7 separate regions of the Homo sapiens genome follow, and all the other regions are linked to region 4. A link is an interaction called in ENCODE POLR2A ChIA-PET data of the cell type or tissue named here. Cell type or tissue: CD4-positive, alpha-beta T cell. All regions are shown on one strand.

Region 1 (4,000 bases), 73 kb before region 4:
CCTAAGTGTTCCTTAGGGGACTCCTCCGCGACCCAGACAGGGACCATCATCCAGATTCTTCGCTGAGATTCAGCAGATCCCCATTCTCCGCACTTGGTGTGTTTGTGCGCTCCTGTGCGCCAGACCTGACCTGCCATACACGGCACATGGCACACTGTGTAAGAAAGGTGTAGAAAGGCTTTTTGGATCCACAGCCGGTGTCCATACTGTGCAAAGAGAGGCAAGAGATGTGGCTTTCTTCCTGTAGTTTAATTGTGAAGGAGATCACGGTCCAGCCTGGAGTCAGACACAGATACACCCCCGCCCCATCTCTCAAAAACGGAACACCCATCGCAGAGAAACTTGGACCTCAGCTCCCTTATGTAGACCTCTTAGATAAGTATGAGGAAGGTGGATATGGGAGCACTTTTAGATAAGGCAAGGGACATTCCAGGTGCCTCCACCCCGTATTATTGTGGGCAGGGAGATAGGACAGGGGCAGGAAGAAGAGCGAACCTTGTAATACACTCTCTCACATTGCATCTCTTTAATCTCAGTCTTGCTTAGACGTCTTATTTTTTCCATCTTGCTTGACGATCTCTGTCTGAAACATTCCTTATATCTTCTCTCTTCCTATCTGTCTATTGGTCTCTCACACTGTCTCTGCCTCTCCTTGCCACCTGCCCTGTCTCCATGGTTACCATAGCTTCCATCCACATATTTTAGGAATGAGTTTGTGTCCAGCTGGAAGGCACCAAGGGAAGTGGGAGAAAAAGAAAAATCCTAAGGATTTAAAAAGTTCACTCAGGGTCCTGAGCTAATTCAGAGGCTGGAGGCCCCCCAGATGCAAGATACTGAAAATAATGTTCCCGGGGATGGGAGAGAGAGAGAAATATTTGCAGGAAGCTACCCATTTTTACTAGTTATTTCTTGGACACGTGTCAACTATGTGCCATGTGCTTTACATACACTATTTTCAATCCTCACAACTTTATAAGATAGGAACTATCATCTTCTTGTTACAGATGAGGAAACAGACTTAATAAGGTTAAGCAAGCTCTCCAAAGCTTCACAGCTATGTTTCTGTCCTATGGCAAAGACTGGGAGCTTGCCACTACACCTACAGCCTCCCAGTCTACAGGCCATTTTCTCTGACATCTGGGATGTTCTTCTTGACTAACTCCTAGATTTCATCTCCATTCTGAACCTTTCTCCCTTGTTTCTGCTTTCTGTGAAAATAGGACTCCTCCTTCCACTCTGCTGGCTTTCCCAAGGAGCTCGCAGGAAGTGGAAAGTAGTGGAAAATGCAGAAAAAGCTGGGCTCCTGCCCTGTCTCCCCAACCCTGGTACGCTGATCCCAAATCCTTCCTTTCTTGAACCCTCTGCCCACCTTCTCACAGACACGGCAGCAACCCACAGAAAAACATTTTTAGAAAAGAAGTATCCATTGGTGGTGCTGGAGAGAGGCAGTGTATGATTGAAAGGAAGGCTGGAGTAATGGAGAGACCAAGCTATGAAGCTAGAGTCACAAAAAGACTGATCCCTAAAGAGCAGCTTTTACAGAGGTTCATTTCTCCGTAGGCCCTCTCCTCCTTTGGCCTCTCTGTAGGGGCTCCCTCAACACGGTCCCTCGATGAGATATGAGTGTCACGTTCCCTCGGTGAACTCTCGCCGGCTAGTGGCTCCTTCATCTGGAGTGAGACCGGAAATAAGTGACCCCAGCTGATTCTGCAACGCCCATCTCTCTCTGCGACCCGCTTCGCAAGCTTCGGTTCCGGGCGTACTCGCTCCCTCCCTCCTTCTCTTCCTAGGCTTCAAGAGGGCGGACTTCCCTCCTCGGCTTCTCCTGCATTGGCCGAGAAAACTCACCAATAGGGAGCTCCGGGAGGCGGGCTTAGAACGCCACCGACTTGAGGAAGCCCAGTACATTTCAAGTTGGTCGCGGCTTGGGCTCCGCTTTGGGGAGGGGCAGCAGGTAAGGCTTGACCTGGTTCGGTCCGACACTTGCCAAACTTGTTCACCCCGGCCAGGCTGCGAAATAGACAACGCTTTCCGTCAGGTTGTTGGATCAGCCCCCTTCTGGCTCCCTACCGTTTCTCCCCTGGGCTTCCATTTCTGTATTGATTGTATACTAGAGAATGGCAGTTTTCTATCGCGCATGGGGAGAGACATTAAAGCAGAAAACGAGACAGCCTCTTGTATCTGTCTTTGCTATAGCATCAACTTCCCCCTAATCTATTAATATTATCCCAAGAGCCTGACAAACTCCTGTTATCTATGAAGACTAGCTGAAATGCTACCTGTAGTTTTCCTGGGCCGCCTTTCTTGCAAAATGAATTGTTCCCCCGTCTACGATAGCGTTTTGTATATACCTTTATTAGGACACTTAGTGCACTGTCTCTCTTTAACGTTTCTATGCCTTTTAGAATAGAAGGTTTTGTAGGACAGGTGCTAGTAGTTAATATATAGTGCCCAATAAACGTTAGTTAAATAGAATTGATTTCTGGTAACTAGCACTCTTTTTGGGGAGGCAGAATTTAAACTCCTAACATAACTAGGGAACAATAAAAGACAATACAGTATGTAATTAAGAGCCATTAAATTAGTGGTTCATAATATTAGTGTTTCATAATTGTTTCTACAATCTAGAGAAGGAAGAAAGCAAGGAGAACTGGAATGGTGAGGGGAGGCTTTATGGATCACAATTTCTCAAGTTTGGAAAGGCCCATAGAAATGATGTATTTATTCATTCAATAAATATTTATTGAGCACCTACTATATGCCAGACACAATGCTAAATCATGCTGATCATAGGGAATCCTCTACTAGAGCCATGCATCCTTCTTACAAACCCTATGTAGTAAATTTTTACCCAGCTTCTATGTAAACATCTTTAGTAAGGGAACTCTCTTATCTCTCTTGTAGATCATTCAATTTTTTGATACCTGTTCTTTAGTCAATATCCTACAAATATTCTAAATAAGAAATATATAGCTAAAGGAAATGCATTCCACACTTCCACTGTAAAAGAGGGAAATATGGCTGGGCACGGTGGCTCATGCCTGTAATCCCAGCACTTTGGGAGGCCGAGGCGGGCAGATCGCCTGAGGTCGGGAGTTGGAGACCAGCCTGACCAACGTGGAGAAACTCTGTCTCTACTAAAAATACAAAAATTAGCTGGGCGTGTTGGCGCATGCCTGTAATCCCAGCTACTGGGGAGGCTGAGGCAGGAGAATCATTAGAACCCAGGAGGCGGAGGTTGCAGTGAGCTCAGATCGCACCATTGCACTCCAGCCTGGGCAACAAGAGCAAAACTCCCTCTCAAAAAAAAAAAAAAAAAAAAAAAAAGGAAATCTGTCCTTTTACAGTGGAATTGGTAGCATTCTTAAAAGCAAGCCATTTCTGGCTGGGCGTGGTGGCTCATGCCTGTAATTCCAGCACTTTGGGAGGCTGAGGTAGGCAGATCACTTTAGCCCAGGAGTTCAAGACCAGTCTAGGCAACATGACAAAACCCTGTCTCTACAAAAACTACAAAAAAAATAGCCAAGCATGGTGTCTCAGGCCTGTAGTTCCAGCTGCTCAGGAGGCTGAGGTGGAGGGTTGCTTGAGCTGGAGAAGTCGAGGCTGCAGTGAGCCAAAATTGCCACTGCACTGCACTTCAGCCTAAGCGACAGAGCAAGAACCTGTCTCAAAAAAAAAAAAAAAAAAAAGAGGCCGGGCGTGATGGCTCATGCCTGTAATCCCAGCACTTTGTGAGGCCAAGGCGGGTGGATCACGAAGTCAGGAGTACAAGACCAGCCTGACCAACATGGAGAAACCCCATCTCTACTAAAACTACAAAAAAAATTAGCCAGGCATGGTGGCGCATGCCTGTAATCCCAGTTACTCGGGGGGCTGAGGCAGGAGAATCACTTGAACCCAGGAGGTGGAGGTTGCGGTGAGCTGAGATTGCGCCATTGCACTCCAGCCTGGACGACAAGAGTGAAACTGTCTCAAAAAAAAAATAATAAAATAAAAAGAA
Region 2 (4,000 bases), 110 kb before region 4:
CCTTGCTATGCTTTAGAACTTTCAATTTTAGGACAGGAAAGTAACATTAAATGTAGAAAACAAAAATGGAACATTTATTCGCAACTCAAATACTACGCATATACGGTAAGAGATTAAATATAAACACAGCAAGTTCCACCCCAGTCCTATTTGTCCAAGGCTGCATGGTCAAATGGAATCTTGAAGAGAACACCTGGACAACAGAGGACCTGTCAGCGACGTCTCCGGTCTGGACTTCTGCTGCGTCTTCGGCCACCTCTAGGGAAAAAGAAGCAGGGAGAGGAGTCCATTAGAGGGACATAATACTAAGTCCTCATTCTGTTTCGTTCGTATTCCCTTCACCCAGACAGTATTTGCCCTCTTCATTTTACCTCCTCTTGCCTTTTGGTGGACCCCGAACAAAACACCAGTCAACGCTGATGGGCTGTCCCATCAAATCCTGGCCATTGAGTCCCTCCATAGCAGCCTGGGCTTCCTTGTATGTTTCATATTCAACTAGAGTATACCCCTGGGGAAAGTGAAAAGACAGATATGAAAACCCTCCTATTTCCCCAAGTATCACTGAGTATCTTTTTCCTCAAATCTAAACTCAGAAAAATCTACACACTTTAAACAATGAATGTACATCATATATCTCTACTGTATATATACATCATCTCCGTTTCTGTCTCTTTGGCGTGTCTGACAAAACATAGATTTCCAATGTCATTTTATTTCAACTTTGCTCTTGGCCAACCACAGCAAACACAGAACTACGAATGCTACCTAAGGCTTATGAAAGAAAGGAGGCAATAAAGTGTCACTTAGGATACCTTCAGATATCCTGTTCGCCTGTCGAGGTTGAGATGAATGTTTTTAATTTCCCCATATTCTGCGAATTTGTCGTGTATGTCTTCTTCGGTGGCTTCCTCATGGACTCCAGTTACAAAGAGAATCCAGCCTTCAACAGCTGTTGGGGGACGGGGGGAAGTTGTATGAGTACATGAGAGACACTTTAAGCAGGCTCACAGGAATAGAGTGAGTGCGGACTCAGATTGTTTAAGCTATCTCTGAACCCATTCCTACTGCGTTTAACTATTTTATTGGTTTCTAACTACTACCACAGACACGGATACCTCACAGGTTCCATTATTACTCACAGCGTTGTGGTCCGGGTTCATCGCCATCCTGCTCCACGCTGTCATAATCCTCACGCATCCGCGCTCGGGACCCCTCTTCTATAAGGGACATACACGAGATCACCGAAAACTCCTCCTTTCTCCCATTGTTCCTATGAGGTGGGTGGGGACTCCAAAACCCGTAGCTCCTGCCCTACTAGGCCACTCTACCCCATTTTCCCCACACTCACCGGAGCCAAAGCCGCGACCCTTCCGTTTCTTCGCTTTTTCTTTCAGTTTGTGAATGCTCTCTGGAACCCCAGAAGATAAAAGAATAAGTAACTATGACAGTCATTTGTAACAATCGTCTCTTTCCCAATACACTACCAGCAAGCCGACCCACACCGCCTCCAGTCTTAGTGCCTTCCCGGTCACGCCCTCCCTTCTCCTGAAGGGGGCGGAATCTCTAATCCACCCAAGACCCGGTTCCTCGATTCCCATCCTTACGACCGAGGAAAAAAGAGTAAATTTTCCTATTATAGCCTTCTCTCGCACCTTCCCCGCTTCCCACCAGCCGTCTCCACTGTCCTCACCGTCCCCATCCTCATCCATGGCGAAATCTTCGCCCCCAGCCTCGTGAAGATCTAGCACGTCCGCCATCTCGCCTTCGATCGAGATCTCGTCTGTGCCGCTCAGACACTAGGTACCTCGGGAAACTGTCGCAGAGGGGAAAGGTCGCCAGTCAAGCTGACCAATCAAAGGCTAACTCTAAATCCCTCCCTCTGCACGGTAAAAACACGCAAATTGGGGCGGGCCTAGTGCGGAAAGATACCGGAAGTGTTTCTGTGGCCATCTTGAACAGATCGCAAGCTAAATCATCCATCTTAGGAGGTACAGACTACAGGGGGCCGTGGCTTCCTCTTAACCGCGGCAGCTGCTGATAAATACTGTACTATTAACAGTGAGGCCCGGCGTAATTTCCTTATTAGAGGGCTTCTTTACGTCTCTTCATCCCAAACTGGGAAATGGTAATTGAAGAAACCCTTTTCTTTCAAAAATCCCAGGCCTGTACCCTGTCTTTAGGCAGCGTGGTGTATGATAGGAGCGTTTTTAAAAAATAGTTTGATCAGCAGTGAGGGCATAAAGAGCTGCTTCTGGAACCTGCAGCACCAAATTTCTCTTCAGGAAACTAACAGACTTGGTTGCAATACGGTTGGTGAGACAGATATCAATTTTTTTTTTAAATATAAAACTCCCTGCCTGTAATCCCAGCTACTAGGGAGGCTGAGGCAGGAGAATCGCTTGAACCCGAGAAACGGAAGCTGATTAGCTGGGCGTGGTGGAGTGCACCTGTAATCCCAGCTACCTAGGAGGCTGAGGCAGGAGAATCAGTTGAACCCGGGAGACGGAGGTTGCAGCGAGCCGAGATCTTGCCACTGCACTCCAGTCTGGGGGACAAGAGCGAGACTCTGTCTCAAAAAAAAAAAAAAAAAGTGAATAAGAGTAAAACGAAAAATAAAATTTAAAAAGCGATTAGGAGACACTAATTCATTCTCCACAGTAGGTACTGTGATCATTTTAAAAATCAGTTGGTTACATACCTACTAAAAATCCTTGTTGTTGTTGTTTTGAGACGTAGTCTCGCTCTATCACCCAGGCTAAGAGTGCAGTGGTGCAGTCTCGGCTCACTGCATCCTCTGCCTCCCGGGTTCAAGCAATTCTCCTGCCTCAAGCCTCCTGAGTACCTGGGACTACAGGCGCCCTCCAAGCCTCCTGAGTACCTGGGACTACAGGCGCCCCCCCCCACACACACACACACACCCGGCTAATTTTTGTATTTTTAGTAGAGACGGGATTTCACCATGTTGGCCAGGCTGGTCTTGAACTCCTGACCTCAAGTGATCCACCAGCCTCCACCTCCCAAAGTGCTGGGATTACAGGCGTGAGCCACTGCGCCCGGCCTAAAAACCCTTTTTGTTAGAGGGGTTTGGTTATACTACCCAGGCTGGCCTGAAACTCGCCTCCCAAGCATCTGGGACGACAGGGGTGTAACCATGCACCCGGCTCTTTCCTTGGCATTTTGCTGCACTTAGAATAAAAATTCAAACTCACAAAGCCTGCTCTGCCTGTGTTTTCAACCTGTTCAACCACCGTTCTTCTCCTTCACCCATGAAGCTCTCCTTGCTCTTTCGCCCAACTGTGGTGTGCTCTTTCTCATCCCAGGGCTTTTGCAACTTGGTTTGTTTTGTTTTTGAGACGGAGTCTCACTCTGTCACTCAGGCTGGAGTGCAGTGATGCGATCTTGGCTCACTGCAACCTCTGTCTCCTGGGTTCAAGGCTTCTCCTGCGCCAGCCTCCCGATTAGCTGGGACTACAGGCGTGCGGCACCACACCTAGCTAATTTTTGTATTTTTAGTGGAGACGGGGTTTCGCCATGTTGGCCAGGCTGGTTTCTAACTCCTGACTTCCGGTCATCCGCCCTTCTCGGCCTCCCAAAGTGTTTGGATTACAGGCATGAGCCACTGCTCCCCGCAGCTTTCTGTTCCTGGTGCTCTTCCTCTAGCTTTTCACATATTGGGTTCGACCTCATTTTTTTTTTTTTTTTTTTTTTTTTGAGATGGAGTATCGCTCTGTCACCCAGGCTGGAGTGCAGTGGCACGATCTCGGCCCACTGTAACCTCCACTTACTGGGTTCAAGCGATTCCTCTGCCTCAGCCTCCGGAGTAGCTGGGACTACAGGCACGTGCCACCACGCCCAGCTTTTTAAAATTTTTTTAGTAGAGACGGGGTTTCAGCATATTGGCCAGGCTAGTCTTGAACTCCGTACCTTGTGATCCACCCACCTCGGCCTCCCAAAGTGCTGGGATTACAGGCGTGAGCCACCGCGCCCGGCCGAGTTCGAC
Region 3 (4,000 bases), 58 kb before region 4:
TACAGAAGGAACGTGAGTGTATCTGGAAAAAAGGAGGGAGAAGAGAGGTTTCCTTCATCAGCCTGAGGGCCGAGGCTGCTGCTGGTCTCACCTTCCATCCCAGTTCCTATACCCAATCTACCAAGTGTTGTTGCTAGATGTCATAGTGGCCACATGAGGGCAGCAGAGTGACATGTTCTTTGCATGAGGATGGGCTATAAAGCTGGCAAAATTTGCTCTCTGAAGGTTTACCTTTTGATCCCTCCACCAGGGATTACAATTCTGCTCCCCAAGAGGCCCCCTAAGACCACAGAAGATAAGGAGGAAACAATACAGAAACTAGAGGTGAGGAGGAAGTGTGCATAGAGACCTCCTGAGCCCTGGATCCATTCCCTCTCTCTTGGCCCATGTGTGCCTCAATTTTTCCCTTCTGTGAACTGAACCTGAGTTTCTATTCCTATTCATCCCCACATGAGACCCTGGAGAAGAAGGAAGAAGAAGTAACTTCAGAGGAGGATGAGGAGAAAGAAGAAGAAGAAGAGAAGGAAGAGGAGGAAGAAGAAGAGTATGATGAAGAAGAACATGAAGAGGTGAAGGGGACTCCTTCCACCTTAGTCCCCCTCCCTTTACCCTCTTTATACTAGGGTTGCTCTCCTCAGAGGGTTGGCATGCCAACAGAGATAGTGCCCCCCAGGGTAGGGGCTTCTCTCTACTTCATCTGCCCCCCTTCTACAAACTACAGCTGGAAGAGATGTCTCAGGCCTGGAATGGTGTGACTGAGAGGAAAGGGGTCTGGTACACAGGAAGGAAGGTGAATGCCAAATTGACTTTTACTTTTTTTTTTTCCATTTCAGGAAACTGATTACATCATGTCATATTTTGACAATGGAGAGGACTTTGGTGGTGACAGTGATGACAATATGGACGAGGCTATATACTGAAGAAGGACTCTGGACCCTCGTGTCTTTCTTTAGGATACAGAGAGTAACTGTACCTATTATTTGTTTCTTCAGACAAGCAAATCATTTGGTCAGAGTTCATATAATCTGTCTGTTCCCTGGAGATGGGAATAGAGGATGATGACAGTTTATTTTCTACACTTCCCCTCCTTCCACATTTGTATCACCTTTGCTATCTTGGGGAAAGTGCAAAGGACAAACATCTCAATTGTATGAAGGGAGAAAGGAGAATTGAAAGAAGAACTGGGGTTGTTAGAGCTGAGATGACTGTACACATACCCCTGCCCAATTTATATAGCTCTTTGTGGAGATAATTAGGGGTGGGAGCAGTTTGAAGGAGTAAGCCTGGTTTTATACTTTTAAATAAAGTGTTTTTATCTGTCTCTCTGTTGTGGGTGAGGCCTGGTGACAGAGGGCTGGAGGAATGAAGGAAATGCTTAACTAAGCCGGGTCTGGTGTGACACACTGGAGGGTTACAGCCCTACAGCCCGCTTGTCCTTTGTCCCTTCCCTTCTACCCCCATGGTGGGACACATATTCACAATCGAGCCCAGCCAAGGAATATTCAAGGCCTCATCTGTAGGGCAATGCAAAGTAAATTGTAGAGAACAGCCTACGCCCCCTGCAGTACAGCTGACTTCTGAGCCTCTGGTCCTCAGGCCACAAGGACATGATTGTGTCTGTTCACACATGTTCACAAGGACATAGGTCCTGTCTTTCCCACACTTGACCTTGATCTTGTCCTTATTTACAAAAAATGATTACAGCTATTTTTGTGGGGAAAGGCAAGAAAACCAGGTATGAGGAGGGAGGAGGAGCTGACTTATTCACCATACTCCCTCCTCTTCCAGACTCTGGAGATGCCACTTTGAAAGGTATGTCTGTGCAGAGCAAGTCCCCCTAAATATCCTGTTCTCCAGTTACAGAAACCAGTGTGTGGCTGAGTTGCAGTTTCTCTTTTGGTTCTTCCCTTTGTGGAATTTAGTTAGCCTTTCTCACTCCCTTTCTTTGGGGGAAGGGAGGTAGGCGGTGTGGTGTTGTTTTACAGGAAGTAAGGAGGGTGGGGAGGAAGGGAGTGACTTAGGGACACTCACAGATCTGAGAGATGCTTTCTCGCCCACAGAGCTCTCCCTTGGGTGAGGTCACTTTCCGAGGCTCTGATTGGCTTCTGAGGAAGCCTTAGATAAGCTGATTGGTTCCAGCCACTTGACATGCAACAGTCACGGGCAAGCTGCGTGTCCAGAATAGGAACTGAATAAGAAGGCATGCTATCATAGCAACCCTGCTGAGCATTTGAAAGCCGTAAGATGGGGTATAGAAGAACCTTCAAAAAATTCCCCAACTGCATTCAGGCAGGCCGACTGAATTCCCTACAGCATCAAGTGATAGAGACTGTCAATCTAAGGTTGAATATGTCTGACCCCATTGTAAAGAATGAAGAAAGACTGTGACTCCATTGAGGGAAAGCACCTTAAAAGCCTAGTTTGGGTGTGTTAGTTAGTGTTTACATAGAAGCAATGGCAGGTGCCATGGCTCAAGCCTGTAATCCCAGAAGTTTGGAAGACTGAGGCAAGAGGATTGCTTGAAGCCAGGAGTTTGAGACCAGTCTAGGCAACAAAGCGAGTCCCTGTCTCTACAACAAAAATATTTTAAAATATTTCAAATAGCTGAGCGTGGTGGCACTCCCTAGTAGTCCCAGCTACTAGGGAGGCTAAGGCAGGAGGATCCCTAGAGCCCTGGAGTTTGAGGCTGCGGTGAGCTATATGATTGCACCACCAGCCTGGGCAACAAAGCAAGAACCCGCCTCTAAGAAAAGAAGAAAAGAGTAGAAGCAGTGAAGGAAACAGGAATAGAAACAGAACATTCTAGAGTCATTGAGCAATTTATGATGATTGATGTGTTTTTTTTTTAGTCCTCCTGAGGTGTTGTGTTGAGTGGCAGGAAGGAAATAGGGGACCTGTAACGGGTTTCCCATAGCTGTACTTCAGCCTGTGATTATAGCTAGGGAGAGATCAGCAAAAACAAAAGTAAAAGCTATTGAAAATTTTCCTTTTGCATTGTTCCCTACATACACACACCAAGTCCTAACCTGGTCAACTATATGTGTCTGTGTTGGGAGCATAGCCACCCCATAAAGCCCACAATGTCAGCCTGGGAACTTAAAAGAGTGGGAACAAAGAAGATTCTGGAAAAGCAGCACACATCCTATGCACACACATCCTTTTCCCATGAAACTGGGGAAATGAGGACAAAGGTTGGAGTGACCACTTGAGATCAGTTGTATTACTTCAAAGTGTCAGGAAGATCAGACTATTCTTGGACTCTGCCCTGTCTGCAGGTGACCTTGCTGGACAAAGCCAGGGACACAGGACCCAGCAGCTTTCCCAGATTCTGAAGTGGTTCCAGGCATGAGCTAGACTTGTTTCCATCAACCTTTCCCCTACTTTCCATAGGTACTATCAGGCAGGCCTGAAGCCCAAGACCTAGTAAACAGGGTCACGGCTCCTATTCACTTTGGAAGAACCCCTGAGAGGTTAGGGCTTGAGGCCATACTTGCAAACTTTTTTTGTTTTGTCTTGTTTTGTTTTTTGAAATGGAGTCTCACTCTGTTGCCCAGGCTGGAGTGCAGTGGCACGATCTCAGCTCACTGCAACCTCTGCCTCCTGGATTCAAGTGATTCTGCTGCCCCAGCCTCCTGAGTAGCTGAGATTACAGGCGCACGCCACCATGCCCAGCTAATTTTTATATTTTTAGCAGAGACGGGGTTTCACCATGTTGGTCAGGCTGGTTCGAACTCCTGACCTTGTGATCTGCCTGCCTTGGCCTCCCAAAGTGCTGGGATTACAGGCGTGAGCCACCGTGCCCAGCGCCTGCTTGCAAACATTTACAGAGGACTTACACAGTGCTGCTCAGCCCAGTACTACTCGCCTGATAGGGCTTATGTTGAACAGATTGCTGCCATGTCCACAGCCTGGGCTGCACTGGCCCCAGGCAGGGTAGGTTCTCTGTCAAGAATCCTATCCTGGGCATGGTGGCTCCCACCTGTAATCCCACAGCTTTTGG
Region 4 (4,000 bases):
AGCTGTTTTTGTTGTTGTTGAGACGGAGTTTCGCTGTCGTTGCCCCAGGCTGGAGTGCAGTGGCGCGATCTCGGCTCACTGCAACCTCCGCCTCCCGGGTTCAAGCGATTCTCCTGCCTCAGCCTCCCAAGTAGCTGGGATTACAGGCCTGCGCTACCACGCCCGGCTAATTTTGTATTTGTAGTAGAGACGGGGTTCACCATATTGGTGAGGCCGGTCTCGAACTCCTGACCTCAGGTGATCCACCCGCCTCTGCCTTACCAAAGTGACGGGATTATAGGCGTGAGCTACCATGCTCGGCCAACACCAGCTATTTTTAAGGTTAACAATGTATTTCTAACACTTTGCAGTGGAAATAAATATCCTTCAGTAACGTATTTTCTTTCAATTTAATTACTGGATTTTCGAAAAGGTAATATATTTACATGGTTTAGGATTCAAATATACAAAAGGGCAGAACTGATAAACCTTTCACCTCTACCATTTATTTTCTCTCTAATGAAGTAACCGCTGTTAAGTTTCTTCATGATGTTAGAGATGTTTTATGCAAATGCAAGTACATGCATATATACATACGTATATATATTTAAACATTCTCTCCCCCTTGTACAAATGGAAGTAATCTATACACACTTTCTGCACTTTGCCTTTTCCATTTAACAGTATATTTTGGAAGTACTTACAGATTAGACATGAAGAACTTCCTCATTCTTTCTTCTGGCACATAGCATTCCGTTGTATGGATTTTCCATAATTAGTTTAGCCAGCTTCCTATTATAGACACTTAGGTTATTTCTAGCCCTTTGCTCTTTGGAAAAAAAAATGCTGTCATATACGGTCTTGTACATATGTAATTTTGCGCATGTGTGGAATAAATGTCCAGGAAACTAGAATTGACTTTTCTTAAAGCTGTGAAACAAGATACTACTACAGAATTTTTAATAGGAGAAATTCCAGAGAGCTTCCTTTTAATTTTCCTCTTGTAGGTTTTTCCTGCAGTCTAAATTGCTTAGCCTAGAAATAAACGGGAAGACAAACCTGATTATTTAGTTCTGATACTCTAAAGGAATCAAGCGTATTTCAGATGCGTTGGTGGTATAGTGGTGAGCATAGCTGCCTTCCAAGCAGTTGACCCGGGTTCGATTCCCGGCCAACGCAGTGTCAGTTTTTCTCTTCAGCTTTTTAGACTGAGTAGGCCTGGAAACCGAGCAAAGTAGGGAACACAGGAAAAGAGTTTTGACCACTTTTGTGTCCTAGGTCTGCACCAGTATGGTCTGTCCCTCCCACAGTAAACATCTGTATTTTGGTAACTGCACGTGCGCGCCTAGCCCGTCTGATGGGTTCGGCCGCTGGCGTCCAAACAATAACTCTCCTAGGGGTCTAGGGAAGTTAACAATAACTCTCCTAGGGGTCTAAGGAAGTGTCTGAAATAGAGGCTGGTTGGATTTGTTTTTCTGAATCGGCAGAGGTGGCTCTGATATATTTATGAGTCAAGATGAGGAAGTCAGCACAAGCTCCCACAATGCCAGAGAGTACACAGCGCTTCTTGTACCTGTGAGGGAAGCAAGAAATTAAGACGGGGCTCTCATCCCCTCCCCAGCTCACTAGCTCCGTTTTTCTTCCGGTTCCACCATTCTGGGAAGAGAAACCTCAATTCCGTGGTACAGGCTGCAGATGTAATTTGAAAAATCCTTCGAGGCTGCCCCTCTCATCCCTGGGCGAAGCAGCTTGATTCCTTGGAGGGGGAAGAGGGAAATGGAGGCAGAGAGGTGAGAGGAGAGAGGCGAGAGGCGGCGTGGTCCCGGGTTGCAGCTGACGCTTTCTGCCCTCTAGTCAGGACCTTGGCCCGCCGCCGCCCAGCGGAGCGGGTGGTGCTATCGCTGGCATCGAGGGATTTAGAGTCTAAGAAACTGATTCAGGTGTCGGAGCTTCAAGGTTGCAGAGTGAAAAAGTTTGGAATTGATTGATGCGGACGTCAGGGACTGGCCAAATAAAAGTAGCACGAAATAGCCATTCCTATTTCAAGAGGCATTAAATCCAGCTGTAGCGCGCCGCCTGGTTAGTGGCTCGCCGTGATCGTATAGTGGTTAGTACTCTGCGTTGTGGCCGCAGCAACCTCGGTTCGAATCCGAGTCACGGCAGGTGGTTCTAACTTGCTGGGGTGGCGGTTTTTTTTTTTTTTAATTAACACTTTTAAAAGAGTGACACATGCTTGTAATTCTGCCTTCGCTTAAGGCATCCCCGCGGAAGTGCAGTCCACAGATTCGGTGAATAACAATAGCTCCAGGCCGACGTGGTGGCTCGCGCCATTACGTAATCCCAGCAGCTTTGGGAAGTCTCGGAGGCGGGAGAATCCCTGGAGCCCAGGAGTTCGCGACCAGCTTGAGACGCCTCCCCACAATGTCAGAATTTTTTTTTTTTTTTTTTTTTTGAGACAGAGTCTTGCTCTGTCGCCCAGGCTGGAGTGCAGTGGCGCGATCTCGGCTCACTGCAACCCCCGCCTCCCGGGTTCAAGCAATTCTCCTGCCTCAGCCTCCTGAGTAGCTGGGATTACAGGCGCCCGCCACCACGCCCAGCTAATTTTTGTATCTTTAGTAGAGACGAGGTTTCACTATGTTGGTCAGGCTGGTCTCGAACCCCTGACCTCGTGATCCACCCGCCTCGGCCTCCCAAAGTGCTGGGATTACAGGCTTGAGCCATCGCCCCCGGCCAGAAAAAGAATTTTTAAGATGGTGGCGGGCGCTTTTGGTCCCAGCTACTTAGGGAGGGTGAAGTGGGAGCATCGCTTGAGCCCGGGAAGTAGAGGCTGCAATGAACTATGATCGCGCCACTGCACTCCAGCCTGGGCGACAGAGCGGGACCCTGTCTCAAACAACAATAGTTCCAGTTGGCTCACACTGCGGCTCGCCCACCAAGGTGCTAAGCAGCCCAGGCGGGAAGCTTTAGAGCGATATGGAGGCCCACGGAGCTGGGACCACGGTTGTTCTTTTGGCCTTCACTTGAGCAGAGGAGAGAACCCTTCCCTTGTGACTCTGGAACTCAGTGCCTCTTCCAGGATGGAGAATTAAAATGCTTTGCAGAGAGGTCTTTGCGCCTCTCATCTGAGTTTCCTTGGGCTCTTTCGCACCCTCCTCTGAAGTGGGTGAGGAGGTTCCCTCAGTGGAAGGAATGTGCGGAAAACACTAAGGTTTCAGGCAGGACTCGTGATTCCCGAGTCCTCCGCGAGACTTCCTGGCTCTCTGCAGCCCCCATCGCTCTCTAAACCCCGAATTCCTTCATGGCAAAAAGCTATTATGAAAAGGCTACTGCCGTGTCCACCAGTCCTAGGTCCTGAAACTTCTTTCACACGCAATAATATGCAATTAGATCATACAACCGCTCCGTCAGTGGAAAATGATTCCATATAAGAAGACGCCAGTAATCAGTGCCCGGCTAGCTCAGTCGGTAGAGCATGAGACTCTTAATCTCAGGGTCGTGGGTTCGAGCCCCACGTTGGGCGCTGTGTTTTTATTTAACCCTCTCGCTTAGCTACCATGGAAACATGAACTTCTAAATCGCCACAGCGGCTACTGTCCTTTTACGGTAACTGATTCCAGAAATCATCTCCATTCACCCCAAATTCATCAAGAAAAGAGGAATCTGGGCCGGGCGCGGTGGCTCACGCCTGTAATCCCAGTACTTTGGGAGGCCGAGGTGGGCGGATCACCTGAGGTCAGGAGTTCGAGACCAGCCTCAACACGGAGAAACCCCTTCTCTACTAAAAATACAAAATTAGCCGGGCGTGGAGGTGCATGCCTGTAATCTCAGCTACTCGGGAGGCTGAGGCAGGAGAATTGCTTGAACCTGGAAGACGGAGGTTGCGGTGAGCCGAGATCACGCCATTGCACTCGGTCTCAAAAAAAAGAAAAAAAAAAGAAAAGAGGAATCTGGGGATTCTAGTGTCTGTAGTGACCACATACTTCGAATCCACGATGGGCTTCTCAACTGGGCGAAGGCAGAC
Region 5 (4,000 bases), 120 kb before region 4:
TAAAGTGATATAATATCTTACCTTGCACAATATTAGTCATTCATTATGGAAGAGCATCTGTCTTCCATCTCTCCCCATTTGATATTCTCCGATAGTTTAAGATCTAAGTGATTGGAAGCCAAGTGACTGATCAAGACTTATATACTCTGGAAAGATCCTAAGATATCTTTCCCTCATATAAGACAAGCTATGCAATATAGAGGCTACAAAAAAAAATCTTAAAGGAGAACAGGATATCAAACCTGAATGAACGCTGGGCCCACTTCTCCTGATCCACACGGGGAGCCAGTCCAGACTTTCCAGCCCACAGGACATTGTCACAGGCGAAGTACAAGGCTCGATTGAGGTGACTAACAGTGATGCAGAATCTCAGGACAACATCTGATAGGTGAACAGCTCTTTTGGCTGACTCAAGGGCATCTGCTGAGTTACCCAGGCGTAGAACTTGTGGAGATTAGAAAGGGAAAGCAAGGATTTGTAAGTGGAGAGGCAGATAACAAGAAACAGAAACAGAGAAAGCAAGAGGGCAAAAGTTGAGCAATAATAATGACAATTTTTTTAAAGAGCAGAAACAGGCTGGGCATGGTGGCTCAAGCCTGTAATCCCAACATTTTGGGAGGCCGAGGTGGGTGGATCACCTGAGGTCACGAGTTTGAGACCAGCCTGGCCAACATGGTGTAACCCCATCTCTACTAAAAATACAAAAATTAGCCCGGCATGGTGGTGGGCACCTGTAGTCCCAGCTGCTCAGGAGGCTGAGACAGGAGAATTGCTTGAACCTGGGAGGCAGAGGTTGCAGTGAGCCAAGATTGCGCCACTGCACTCTGACCTGGACGAGAGACTCTGTCTCAAAAAAATAAAAAATAAAGAGCAGAAACAGTCCATTTTTCAATTTCAAATTTAATTTTTGTGCCAGTTTAGTTTTCTCAAACTTGACCCATTCTCTCCAGTCCGCCTAATTACTTCCATACCCCTGCTCTCTTATCTCAACTGGACTCATGCAGAGGGTAAGTGCAGAGCCAAATGAGAAAGAAGAACAGAGAGGGTACAGGAAGGAGGGACAAAGGAAGGTGAGCTGGGGATGGAGGAAAGGTTGGGGGATAAAAGGAAAGACAGAGTTACTTACGCTTTCTTCCAAGGCTCAGGTGGCTCTCCAGTTGTCGAATCTGTTTCTGTAACTCAGGACTGGCTCCATGCCTCTGCAGCGCATGGCCAAGAAGAGAGCAAGCATACTGGGCGGCCCTAGAGGAGAGGGCAGGCAAGGTAAGGTGGAGACCTCCCTAACCTTCCGCTCAAAACTATCTTCCAAAAGGCACAGACAGACTTCCCCCTTTCCCAGTTTGAGAACACTCCCCTTCCTCCTCCATGCCCATATCTCACCATTTCTCCAGGCCAGAGGAAGGGAAAGGCATAAGGAGAAAAAAGAGTCTAGAAAGGGGTGGGGAGCACTATTGAATGTTGAGCAAATTAGAGATTTGACAATGATGAGGCCTGAAGGGGCCAGTGCAGGCCGCAGGGGTCCATCACAAGCACATCAGCGTGAGCATGTACGTGATCGATGAGGGGGAGGCAGACAGTTGGAGGGCATTTTATTCCTCAGAATAGGTGAACTGAGAGATTTCAAGGCCCTCTAGCTGAATGGAGACCAAACGCCAGGGCGGAGGCAGGGGAGTTCCCGAATGGCAGCACGGTGTGGGGACACGGAAACTGGGAGTGCCTCCTCAGCTCTGGGGGCAGAGTCTGGGGCTATCCACCGTGGGGCGAATGCTCCTCATTCCATCACCGCCCAGTGAGGACACTGTCGGTCTTATGTGGACACAGCAACCCTGAGCGGCCTCCCCGCTGGCCCACTCATGCCTCAGTTTCCCCATCTCTTCCGCGAACGGAAAGGAATCATCTCAACAGCGGCTCAAATCTGCGCCTCACGGTCCGTTCGGGCCCCCGTAGCCGGAGTTGACCCTTCTTGACCCCCCTGTAGCCTAAACTGACTTCGCCTCACTAGAGTCTTCCTCTGTCCATCCCTCCCCCGCCCCACCCCCATTCCTATTCGGGCCGCACCTACACAGCCGCTCCCGGGCTTGGCTCTGAGCACTGAAGCGGACCCAGGCGTCCATGACAGCCGCAGCCCAGGCTCCGCGGCCCTGCTCCCGCCCCACTTCCCGCCCCTAGTCACGCCTACTGCGCGACCCAACGGTGCCTCGCGAGGGACAAACAGTATCAGAAAAGAAAGCTTGGCCCTGGAAGCGGAATTTCAGGACGCGAAACTCGTGTCTTTTGAGCCTCCATCTGTGTATTACTGTGCGTGTCTGCGTCACAGCTTCCCCTTATCAGACGACCCCTACTCCCTAGCACGCCTCCAGCGGCACCTTCTTCTTTAAATATTCATGACCAAGGGCGGGGCCTGCAGGGGCCGGGGCGGGGCGAGAAAGCGCCGCAGTGATCTCCACGTCTTGGAGGCCGCCGGCATAGGTGTGCGCCTGGCAGAACCTCACAAATACACATGCACGCAGGCCCCGACTGAATCCAGGGCTGTAGGGGCTAAAGAGGTCTAGGTCAGTAGAGGCCTGAAGCCCAGGCTGGTCTGTCCAAGGAAAAAGGAGCGTGATTGGTACCAGATCTTCGTTCCCTGCAGAACCTTGACAGTTGAACAAGTGACCTCCTCCAGAACAGATGGAGAGTCTCCAGAAGCAGAGGCTTTAGTGAACGAAATTCGCAATAATCAGCTCCAGATCCTGAAAAGGAGGGCGAAGAATCAGTGGCCAAAGCTAACCGCTTCATACCCACACTTCATCCTCCTCAGTTTCTCTCCAGGCCACCATGTCTGCAGGCAACGGCACCCCTTGGGGTCAGCAGCGGGGGAGGAGGTCTGGGCTGGATCAGGAGTGGAGGTGGAGGGCTCAGAGCTGCCCACCTTCTCGGCAGCAGCCAAGGTCCGAGTGGGAGTGACCATTGTGCTGTTTGTTTCTTCGGCTGGAGGGAACCTGGCAGTCCTGTGGTCAGTGACACGGCGGGAACCCAGCCAGCTCCGCCCCTCTCCGGTCAGGAGACTCTTCATCCATTTAGCAGCCGCCGACTTACTAGTCACTTTTGTGGTTATGCCCCTAGATGCCACCTGGAATATCACTGTTCAATGGCTGGCTGTGGACATCGCATGTCGGACACTGATGTTCCTGAAACTAATGGCCACGTATTCTGCAGCTTTCCTGCCTGTGGTCATTGGATTGGACCGCCAGGCAGCAGTACTCAACCCGCTTGGATCCCGTTCAGGTGTAAGGAAACTTCTGGGGGCAGCCTGGGGACTTAGTTTCCTGCTTGCCTTCCCCCAGGTGAGTGACCTAGGACTCAGGACCGGGCAGGACAGGGATTTGGGTCCATAGCATGAGTTAAAGGGTGCGCTTGGGGGCCATTAGCCATTAATTCTCAGGGAGTAAGCCTCTGCTTGCTTTTTTTTTTTTTTGCCGGCTCACTGCAACCTCCGCCTCCCGGGTTCAAGCAATTCTCCTCCCTCAGCCTCCCGAGAAGCTACAGGCGCCCGCTACCATGCCCGGCTAATTTTTGTATTTTTAGTAGAGGCGAGGTTTCACCATGTTGGCCAGGTGGTCTCCATCTCTTGACCTCATGATCCACCTGTCTCAGCCTCCCAAAGTGCTGAGATTACAGGCGTGAGCCACCGCACCCTGCTACCTCTGCTCTCTCTTCTGTAAGATTATTTGTATGTTAATTTACATCTGTTAAGAGCCTGCCTTTTCGATTCCTCAGGGATCTAGAACTAGAAATACCATTTGACCCAGCCATCCCATTACTGGGTATATACCCAAAGGACTATAAATCATGCTGCTATAAAGACACATGCACACATGTTTATTGCGGCACTATTCACAACAGCAAAGACTTGGAACCAACCCAAATGTCTAATAATGATAGACTGGATTAAGAAAATGTGGCACATATACACCATGGAATACTATGCAGCCGTAAAAAATGATGAGTTCATGTCCTT
Region 6 (4,000 bases), 80 kb before region 4:
GGCTCTAAAAATCTGTTTTCATAGGAATTTTTGGGTTTACATTATTAGGATTTAAGAGTGGGAAAAAGTGAAGCATGTTCTACTTAAGGAACTATGAACCAACAAATTTGAGATAATAATCATTTTTAGGTTATATGTCATTTGCAATGTCTCAGTCAATCCATATTGTAACCCTTGAAGAAACTGAAGCTCAGTGAAATTAAGTCCCTTCCCCAAAGATTTGGCTGGTAAGTGACAAAGATCTCCAAAGCCTGTGTGTGCTCTTTTCACTAAACTTTCTTAAAAAAAGAAAATCTACAGAAAAGCCCTGTAACTTTTCTCTGTATTATTGTTAAACAGAAAGTTAAAGATATAGTCACTTCCAGGTCAGGCAGGACCTGGCCAAGCAGACAGAAGGGATGTCTTGTAAATTCCAGGCTTAAATTCTGTATTCCACACCCTTCACTATATATTCCTTATTACTTACACTATAAATCTGGAACTCAAACTCAGACAGGAAACTACCCTAGTTAAACGAAAACAACAAAGAAAACCCTCACATCCCTCTTTCCAGAAATTAACGAAGTTTTCTAACTGAAATAGAGTTTCTAACCTGGCACATTTCCACAGAATTTAACATTGAAAGAGCCAAGGCCTGGGATTTATCCTCAGTTCCTGGGCAAGGGCCAGGAAAACACAGCCAGACAGAAAGGCTGGAGTTGTGAGTCTCCATACTAAAAAAGATACCAAAGTAAGGTACTGAGCCACAGGAAGCTGCTGTGAGTTCAGTGGTACAGGTCCGGATTTAAATACACAATTACTATGAGTGACTTGTGAAGGCACTACCTAGTTCCCCAGTAAATCTGAAGTTGCACTGAAATTTCAGAGTGAAGGTAAGTAAGTAAAGAATTTAACAGTCAAGGTTAAGGGGCTGGAGCAAATTAACAGGTGAGTCCAGGAATTGCAGAGATCACAGAGGAAAGACTGAGAGGGTATGGATGAGAAATTGGATCTGAAATAAAAGACAGGATCCCACACAATGAGGACTGGTTCTCAAAGGCAGAGAGATGTTAAGGTATTAAGCTGGAGGAGGAATTCCATTTCTAAAGGAGAAAAGCTTAGGAAGAAAAGAGGATTGTATCTGAAAAAGAGTCCCTGGAGAATATATTAATAACTCAGTAAAGGGGAGGAGGTAGGAGGCTTAAACGTGTGTATGAGTGTGTGCGTCTGTGCGTGTGCGTAGCCCAGAAGGAAACTCCCCAAAAGGAAATGCATGTGAGGGCTCCACGCCAGGAAAAGCGATCCGGAGGACTGTGGGAGCAAGGCTCCCTTACAGAGGGTGTCGCGCAGGAGGCCAGACCCGCAGACTCACCTCGGCCATAGCCCTGCGTGTGCTTGGCGAAGCTCCTCACCACGGCCTCCACGGCCTCTCGCAGCACTGCCGGGCTGCCGGCGGCGCCGGGGGGCAGGGGTAGTCCTGGGGCCCCAGACAGGAGCAGCGGCGGCGGGGGCGGTGCGGGAGGCGGCGGGGCAGGCGGGGGGCCCGCAGGGGGTGTGGCGGTGGCGGCCGCGGCCCCAGTCACTCCGGGCCGCAGCGCTCGGAGAGTGCCCCTCCCGCTGGTGCCCACACCAGGCTGCAGCCGCTGCGCTCGCATAGTCTCCATCCCGGCCGCCAATGGAGTAGCGCCCCGGAGCCTGCCAGCCTGCCGAGCTAACGGTCCCAACCACCCCAGTCAGCTAGCGCCTGGGGACTCAGGGCGGTGCCAGGGCCGAACCTTCAGTCAAGTGGGGGCGGGGACGAGCTAGGTCCCATGCCAATCACCAGTGATGGGGCGGGAGCTGGAGGGCTCCTGCTCCGCCATAGGCAAATTATTGAGGAGGGTGGGGATTCTCAGAACCAATTGCAAAGAGAAAAAGCGTATCCTCTGAAAGGCAGACGCAGAGCTTCGGCGCGTCTTTGGGAGTCCTGTGGCAAGCACTAGAAAGCAGGACAGAATCTTGGGGCTGGGCTTGAAGAAAAAAATGGGCCTAGATGCAAGATTGGGGAGGATTGCAGACAGAGTAGAGATCATTTTGTCCTACCATTTCATTTCACAGATTGCAGGTGAGGATATTGTGGCTCAGAGAAGTAATTCGACTTGTCCAACATCATATGCAATTGGTGGTGGAGCTAAGGCAAGAAAGATACTGACATTTAATGAACATAAACTATGCAATGTACTGTAGTGCATGTCTTATTTACAATCACAATCACTAACTAGATTTTGTTATTTTAGGGATAAGGAAACAGATGCTGAGGGAAGCTAGAAAAATGGCCAAAATTAAATAGCTAAGAGATGGCAAAGTGGAATTCAGAGTTTAAGCATAGGTGTTCTGATTCCCAATATTTTTATCTTTTTACTATGCCACATTGTTGGGTAAATTTCTGAGTTCACTTATTCTAAGTAGAGGAAGGGAATAAGAGAGAGTGGGATGGGCAAGTCTCTTTGCCTCCCATTAGAGTGAGAAAGAGTTAGGATACATGCAGAAAATTAGCAAACTGAGAAGTCCAGTTGGGGGAATTAAGAAAATTACCCTTGTTGGTATAATATGTCAGACTGGGTTCCTCTGATTACTTTGCACACACACACACACTTGCACACATGCACACACACACACTCTACATACCCTTTATCATGTGGTCACCAGGCCATTTTTGCTTAGGTGAGATTATATTAACTGCTTCCCCCCATCTCTCCTACAGTGGCTCAGAAATCAAAGATGGGGAAATAGAGGCCAGAAGTAGAAGAAAATAGAAGAAACACACTTGGTGAAATGAAAATTAGACCCTGAATAAAAACTGTGAGTAGTCAAGAAATAGGAAGTTTCAAAAGGAGACAGTTAATCTACTGGGATATATCTGCTGATGATGGAGGGAGGAACTCTTTGTAGGAACCTTAAAGAATTCAAGGTTGGACATAGAGGAAACTGGAGGAAATGAAATCCTGTCAAATGCCTTAAAATCTTCAGGACACAGGACACTTGCCTTTTCTCTATAGAAAAGTTGGTTTCTTGGAAAGAAGGTGGCTGGAACAGCTAAGTATCCCTTGGATAATTATAGCTATAAGTTAGTGTTACCCTCCCTCCCCATTCCTCATTCCCCATACCCACACCTCCAGGCAGAAGTGACAAAACAGAGACTTCTGAACACATTTATTTGATATGTCAAGTGGAGAGAGGAGTGATTTAGGGTTTCTCCCCACTTCTACCTGTGGGGGTGTTCATAAGCTCAGACAGACAGAAGAGCAGCTTAGAGCCCATGACCCACCCCCTGGGAAAATGAGACAATCTGTTGTAGTTGTTGGAGGAACAGGGTGGGAATAAAAAGCAGGAAGTTGAGAAGTGAAGTTGAGAGCAGTAAAGACAGCAGCAGAACTGAGGCTGGGGGTTGCTGCAGGAACCCCCAAGAAGAGTGAAAAAGATATCCTGAAAAGTGGTTGGGGTTAGAAGCAGGGTGTGAATAAGGAGCCAGGCCTGGAGAAAGAAGCAAGACCTGCAGAATGGGCTGGGATGTCCACGGAGAGAGTGTGCAAAATCATGATAGGCTGTGTTTCAGGGCATACATGGAAAGCAAGGGATTGCTTCTGCAGGAGGGCAAAGACATCGGAGACTGCCCATAAGTAAGGGTTCCCTACTGCTTCTGAACAAATGCAAGAGAGTTTGGGACCCTAGCCCTGTGTGTTTATTGATATGCTGTGCCTGTAGGTACACAAGTAATCCCATATGCATGTGAAATGACCAGGGCATGAATACATGTGTGTATATACCCAGTAAATAGAGTACTTATTCTTTCTTGCTAATAAGAGTACTGTGCTTATGGACACATGTTTAACCATGTGTGGGTGCACTGTGCACCCATGAGCACATGCAAGAGATCCCTTTGTTCGTGGTGTGTGTGTGAGCTGGTTCTCCCACCTATCCCATTAAGGTCCTAATCCCCACCCTCCTTGGCTCCTCTCACTCCTCTCAGCGCCCTGGCTCC
Region 7 (4,000 bases), 180 kb before region 4:
CAGAGAAGCTTGAGCATCCTCCCTTGCACAGGCCTGCCCTGCCAAGACATGGGCTGAGCTACCAGGTGGGCAGTGCCTTTCTCTCCAGCACTGATGGGAAAGATGATGCTTCGCAGCTAGTGGATTACTGCCAGGTAGTCGACCTATCCAAAGGGACATCTCAGTCCCACTTTAGCAACCATCAGGTCAGCATCATCACCACCACCCCCGAGCTTGAGCAACACTATTTCCCCAGGCCTGGAAGCAGCCAGAGTGGGGCAGGGAATGGCAGACAGCAAGCCACCCTCAGACACACCTCCGAGTCCATGCAGCCTCCCGCCTCCATCCCTGGACTCTGCTTTAAGCTGCTTATCTCCTCTCTTGCCCTTTCTCAGACTCTCAAACCCATCCCAGCCTCCTGGGAACAGGATAGGAGACAGGGAGAAGGAGGGAGAGACAAGAGGATTCAAGCCAGACAGCCCCACGGGAAGAAAGGGGCTAGGTGGCTGGAGGATTGTGCCCTTCAGCCCACCCCTCCCAACCACCTTAATTCACCTCAGCTATTTCCCCCAAGCCTCTGAAGCTTCTGTGGCCAGGGTTTTCAGGTCAGGGTTCAATGCTCATAACTTCCCCAGATCCTTTCTTGGAATCGTTTATATAACCACCCCCTCCCCACAACTTAGTCCTATTTTTCTGGAAGGGAAACAGGACCAAAACTTGGGTCGGGGAGATTAACAGTGAATCACTGAGTCCAAGTATCCTGCCTGTTTACTCTATCTGCCAGGAACCATAATCTGGCATCTCTCCTACACAGAGAAATTAATACTCCTCTACAACTTACAGCGCCCCCCTATAGGGGTGGAAGAGGAGAGGGCAGAGCTCTAAACAGAGACCCTGGGTGGATGAAGGAAAAGCCTCTGAGTCAGGGCACAGAATCGCAAATCCCCTGAAGGTAGCTGGGCCCAGTGGCTAGACCTCCAGCCTTCCCAGGACCATAGCTCCCATTTCAAAGGGCAGAAGAAAACCAGGAGGCAGGCGGATGAACTCGGTAGTTTGAGGTTCTATGAGATGTCCTCAGATGTGGTCACCCTCCAAACTCTATGTAGCAGGAGGGGAGCGCTCTCCTTAGAAGACTCCCTTCTGTGAATCTCTAGGAGATCCTGTCATGTGCAGGGCTTGCTAGCCCTACACAATTCTTCTCATAGGAGGCTTTGTCTTGGACCCCTTTTATGGAATGTGATGAGAAACTTGCTCCTCTTTCTCCCCATCCTTATCTCCTCTGTCCTGTCTTTTTTTCTCCATTAGCTTCCCCTATAACTTCCCACCTTTCTATCCCATAGTTTCACATGCCTCTGCCTCTTCCCAAACACCGCGATTCACTACGGCAGGACCTTCCTCTGAGCCTCCAGGATGCTTCTGCCCCACCCCTCGAGGTATCGGCCCGCACAGCCCCGCCCCCTGCATCTCAGCAGCCTACTGGTATTTCCCAAAGCTCGGATCCCGAGAGTAGCCCCAAAGACCCTATCCTCTCAGCTGCCTTTCCCCCGGAGCCTCCCCTACGTCTGCCCCGCGGTCCCATCCCTGCATGTGCCCCCTACTGTTGCATCTCTTGGCCTTGATCGACTCGCCCCCAGTGCCTCTACAGCACCTTTTCCCCCTGGCCCTACCCCAACAACCGCCCCTACTACTAAATCCGACTTCTACCCCTCGTCCCCGCCCCCTGCGCCTCAGCCCCCAACAGCTGCAATTCCCCTCGGCCCCACCCCTACATCTGCCCCGCAGCCCCGCCCCCGGAGCCCCGCCGCAGCCCCTTCCTCGCTCTCAGCTACTTCTCTCCCATCCTCAGCAGCTCGTGCCTGCCACGTCGTCGGCGCCCACCCGAGCCCCGGCACCCAGTCTCGGTCGCTTCCCGGACACGGCGTACCGCCGGGCTGAGTCCAGATGGGGATGGGGGGAGGGGGCCGGTACCTTTAATTCGCCCAGCTCCGCCATCTTGAGACATCGCAGGCGCCCCAGCCGGAGCCGGAGCTCAGGCCCAGGGACCGGCGCACAACTCTCCACCCTGGCGCCGGCCGCAAATGCCGCCTGCTCCGCCCAGTCCGGCCCCCTATACCTCCCCTTCCCGGCCCCGCCCGCCTGGCTTCGGACAAGCCCCAGCCTGAGCCCCTCCCTCCACAGCCGACCCAGCAGCTACACGTCTGCGGCCGGTTGGCAGGACGCGTAGCCCCGGAGGGAGTGTATGGCCCCCAAGATCGCGGGGTCCCTAGGGCAACGGGGAGGAGGCGGGCCCGAAGTGCCTGGTGGAGGGGGGCTTTGCCACGGCAGAGTTGGGAGGGGACAAGCTTTTAGGGAGCCAAAGATACTTGAAAGATGGAGGGAAAGTATCGGGAACTGCTAGAGCTCAGAGAAATGGGGGAGGGGGTAGCGAAGTTGGAGCGCAAACCCTCATCTCCATCTCTGCATAAGTTTAATCAACTAAAATCGAGAGGTCTTCCAACTCGGGAAATGGGCGAGCGCTGATCCGTCTTAGGGAAGCCGTGGAGTCGGCATTCAGTAATTCACCCTCTCCTCCTCCCCCATACACCAACTACAGTGCAGCTCGTGGTCCGATCGTAGGACTCAAACTCGGCAGCAAAAAAAAGTTTGGTGCGGGGAGCGGGACTTACCAGCACAATTGTGGGAAATGGAGAGAGGGCTCGGGAGGCTCAGAGGGCGAGCTGGAGAGGTGGGGGAATGGGGCTCGGCGCTGCTCCTGCTGTCCGCACGGCAGAAGTTCGGTCCAGCAGCCGGACGCGGCGGCCGCGGCTCCGCCCGGGCCGGAGCTCCGCCCGGCCTAGCGCTCGGGCTGGGGCCGCCCCCTCCAGGGGAAGCCCGCCAGGACCGCCAAGAGGGAAGGGGGGCGGAGCTCGGGCGAGAGAGGGAGGGACTCAGAGCTCGACGTTGGAGAGATTAACTCCTGGTGTGAGTGGATCTGGAGAGACGAGATCCTTGGATCCCATCATTCTCACTACCTCTGTGACCCCTCAACGCTTACGTATGGGATTGGGGTGGTGGCACACTGCTGCTAAGCCGGTGTGAACCAGGTATCTGACAGTATAAAGCAGTCTTCCTTGAAATGACAACTGTCCCTCCCTAGGGCAAAGCCTGGGGTACTGAATCCAAAGTGTACCTAACAGTAACTACCCTAGATACACGTGCAGAATACCTCCACCAGAGCCCCCATACCTTTGGTGTAGCTGAAGATGAACAGAGGGGTTTTCTTACCCACAAAAGGGATCTTTCTGTCCCTCTCTGAACTGCCTACCCACTCTCCTTCCTCCAAAGCCTTGGACCCTCCAGAGGCCCCATCCCAACCAAGCTGATCACTCACATGCAGGCACCAAATTAAATCTGTTTCTGTATCCATGGAAATACCTATTTTTTTATTTTTTTGGGGGGGGACCAAGTCTCACTCTGTCACCCAGGCTGGAGTGCAGTGGCGCGACTTGGCTCACTGCAACCTCCGCCCCCCGGGTTCAAGCAATTCTCCTACCTCAGCCTCCCGAATAGCTGAGATTACAGGCCTGCGTCACCACGCCCGGCTAATTTTGTATTTTTAGTGGAGACAGGGTTTCACCATATTGGCCAGGCTGGTCTCAAACTCCTGACCTCGTGATGCGCCCGCCTCACCTTGGCCTCCCAAAGTGCTGGGATTACAGGCGTGAGCCGCCGCGCCTGACCCAGAAAATACCAACTTAAGGGAAATGTACCCGCACTACATACTGAGAAACTCACAGCATTTTATAGTTGGCTGCAATTTGTTCAATAAATATTTGAGTGCTTATCAGGGATCATTAGGTGCTGAGGACATAAAAGCCTTGCAGGAGTTCACAGTCTAGCAGCAGAGACAAGACATGTTAAACCTATAATCAGCACACCAAAAAAGGGCTTTAATAAATAGGAAAAATCCTTTTATTTAGCTTAAGCCTTCAGTATAATCCTCCTCATAAGACCCTACCCAGGCCAAAGATTGAAGGTGCCA

What was found. Peaks named below come from ENCODE experiments on the same cell type or tissue, not always from the same donor. Only the 100,000 strongest peaks of a DNase experiment are listed, where the experiment ranks them.
Region 1: POLR2A ChIA-PET joins it to region 4 with 82 read pairs; 28 of 35 experiments call an interaction of 5 or more read pairs at or near these places.
Region 2: POLR2A ChIA-PET joins it to region 4 with 28 read pairs; 22 of 35 experiments call an interaction of 5 or more read pairs at or near these places.
Region 3: POLR2A ChIA-PET joins it to region 4 with 52 read pairs; 30 of 35 experiments call an interaction of 5 or more read pairs at or near these places.
Region 5: POLR2A ChIA-PET joins it to region 4 with 26 read pairs; 22 of 35 experiments call an interaction of 5 or more read pairs at or near these places.
Region 6: POLR2A ChIA-PET joins it to region 4 with 11 read pairs; 24 of 35 experiments call an interaction of 5 or more read pairs at or near these places.
Region 7: POLR2A ChIA-PET joins it to region 4 with 64 read pairs; 27 of 35 experiments call an interaction of 5 or more read pairs at or near these places.

The regions. Positions count from the first base shown.
Region 1 is chr1:145,962,815-145,966,814 of GRCh38, forward strand. It overlaps ANKRD34A (ankyrin repeat domain 34A), which reads right to left and starts at 1,761. Exons shown (of 4, transcript NM_001039888.4): 1 at 1,370-1,761; 2 at 496-723; 3 at 1-154. It overlaps POLR3GL (RNA polymerase III subunit GL), which reads left to right and starts at 1,876. Exons shown (of 8, transcript NM_032305.3): 1 at 1,876-1,954. RefSeq lists a silencer at 993-1,287 and an enhancer at 1,603-1,772. In CD4-positive, alpha-beta T cell, no CTCF peak of the experiment used is centred here; DNase peaks (open chromatin) are centred at 407 and 1,847; H3K4me3 peaks cover 2,799 bases; H3K27ac peaks cover 2,223 bases.
Region 2 is chr1:145,925,670-145,929,669 of GRCh38, forward strand. It overlaps RBM8A (RNA binding motif protein 8A), which reads right to left and starts at 1,815. Exons shown (of 6, transcript NM_005105.5): 1 at 1,691-1,815; 2 at 1,349-1,408; 3 at 1,140-1,217; 4 at 813-949; 5 at 372-508; 6 at 1-258. The coding sequence starts at 1,757. The coding sequence ends at 213. LIX1L-AS1 (LIX1L antisense RNA 1) reads left to right here and starts at 1,162. Exons shown (of 3, transcript NR_147182.1): 1 at 1,162-1,277; 2 at 1,395-1,800. RefSeq lists enhancers at 751-1,950, 890-1,829, 1,632-1,681, 1,922-2,071. In CD4-positive, alpha-beta T cell, CTCF peaks have their summits at 1,580 (motif pointing right) and 1,780; DNase peaks (open chromatin) are centred at 1,542 and 1,892; H3K4me3 peaks cover 2,146 bases; H3K27ac peaks cover 2,304 bases.
Region 3 is chr1:145,977,528-145,981,527 of GRCh38, forward strand. POLR3GL (RNA polymerase III subunit GL) reads left to right here. Exons shown (of 8, transcript NM_032305.3): 5 at 1-12; 6 at 251-324; 7 at 456-569; 8 at 834-1,321. The coding sequence ends at 920. Among named protein-coding and RNA genes, the nearest start is that of POLR3GL, 15 kb to the left of the region's middle. RefSeq lists enhancers at 975-1,740, 1,348-2,547, 1,709-1,758, 1,766-2,407, 1,769-1,908 and 2 more. In CD4-positive, alpha-beta T cell, CTCF peaks have their summits at 163 (motif pointing right), 366 and 1,566; DNase peaks (open chromatin) are centred at 164, 1,564, 2,094, 2,874 and 1 weaker place; H3K4me3 peaks cover 3,248 bases; H3K27ac peaks cover 3,552 bases.
Region 4 is chr1:146,035,975-146,039,974 of GRCh38, forward strand. It overlaps TRG-TCC2-1 (tRNA-Gly (anticodon TCC) 2-1), which reads left to right and starts at 1,087; the gene lies at 1,087-1,158. TRH-GTG1-1 (tRNA-His (anticodon GTG) 1-1) reads left to right here and starts at 2,070; the gene lies at 2,070-2,141. TRK-CTT2-1 (tRNA-Lys (anticodon CTT) 2-1) reads left to right here and starts at 3,427; the gene lies at 3,427-3,499. RefSeq lists silencers at 1,058-1,247, 1,988-2,187, 3,408-3,577, 3,960-4,000 and enhancers at 1,488-1,537, 2,893-3,559, 3,088-3,197. In CD4-positive, alpha-beta T cell, no CTCF peak of the experiment used is centred here; DNase peaks (open chromatin) are centred at 1,117, 1,547, 2,177, 3,407 and 2 weaker places; H3K4me3 peaks cover 3,532 bases; H3K27ac peaks cover 1,422 bases.
Region 5 is chr1:145,916,575-145,920,574 of GRCh38, forward strand. PEX11B (peroxisomal biogenesis factor 11 beta) reads right to left here and starts at 2,143. Exons shown (of 4, transcript NM_003846.3): 1 at 2,059-2,143; 2 at 1,127-1,242; 3 at 243-444. The coding sequence starts at 2,114. It also overlaps the pseudogene GNRHR2. RefSeq lists enhancers at 1,296-1,842, 1,843-2,390, 2,189-2,288, 2,669-2,728, 2,779-2,878. In CD4-positive, alpha-beta T cell, no CTCF peak of the experiment used is centred here; DNase peaks (open chromatin) are centred at 1,707, 2,267 and 2,967; H3K4me3 peaks cover 2,282 bases; H3K27ac peaks cover 1,809 bases.
Region 6 is chr1:145,956,285-145,960,284 of GRCh38, forward strand. It overlaps LIX1L (limb and CNS expressed 1 like), which reads right to left and starts at 1,733. Exons shown (of 6, transcript NM_153713.3): 1 at 1,352-1,733. The coding sequence starts at 1,643. ANKRD34A (ankyrin repeat domain 34A) reads right to left here. Exons shown (of 4, transcript NM_001039888.4): 4 at 3,157-4,000. The coding sequence ends at 3,985. RefSeq lists silencers at 1,388-1,667, 1,698-1,787. In CD4-positive, alpha-beta T cell, no CTCF peak of the experiment used is centred here; DNase peaks (open chromatin) are centred at 817, 1,257 and 1,787; H3K4me3 peaks cover 2,809 bases; H3K27ac peaks cover 1,693 bases.
Region 7 is chr1:145,857,020-145,861,019 of GRCh38, forward strand. It overlaps PIAS3 (protein inhibitor of activated STAT 3), which reads right to left and starts at 2,062. Exons shown (of 14, transcript NM_006099.3): 1 at 1,948-2,062. The coding sequence starts at 1,971. RefSeq lists silencers at 2,099-2,188, 2,659-2,868. In CD4-positive, alpha-beta T cell, no CTCF peak of the experiment used is centred here; DNase peaks (open chromatin) are centred at 1,462, 1,712, 2,022 and 2,862; H3K4me3 peaks cover 2,667 bases; H3K27ac peaks cover 319 bases.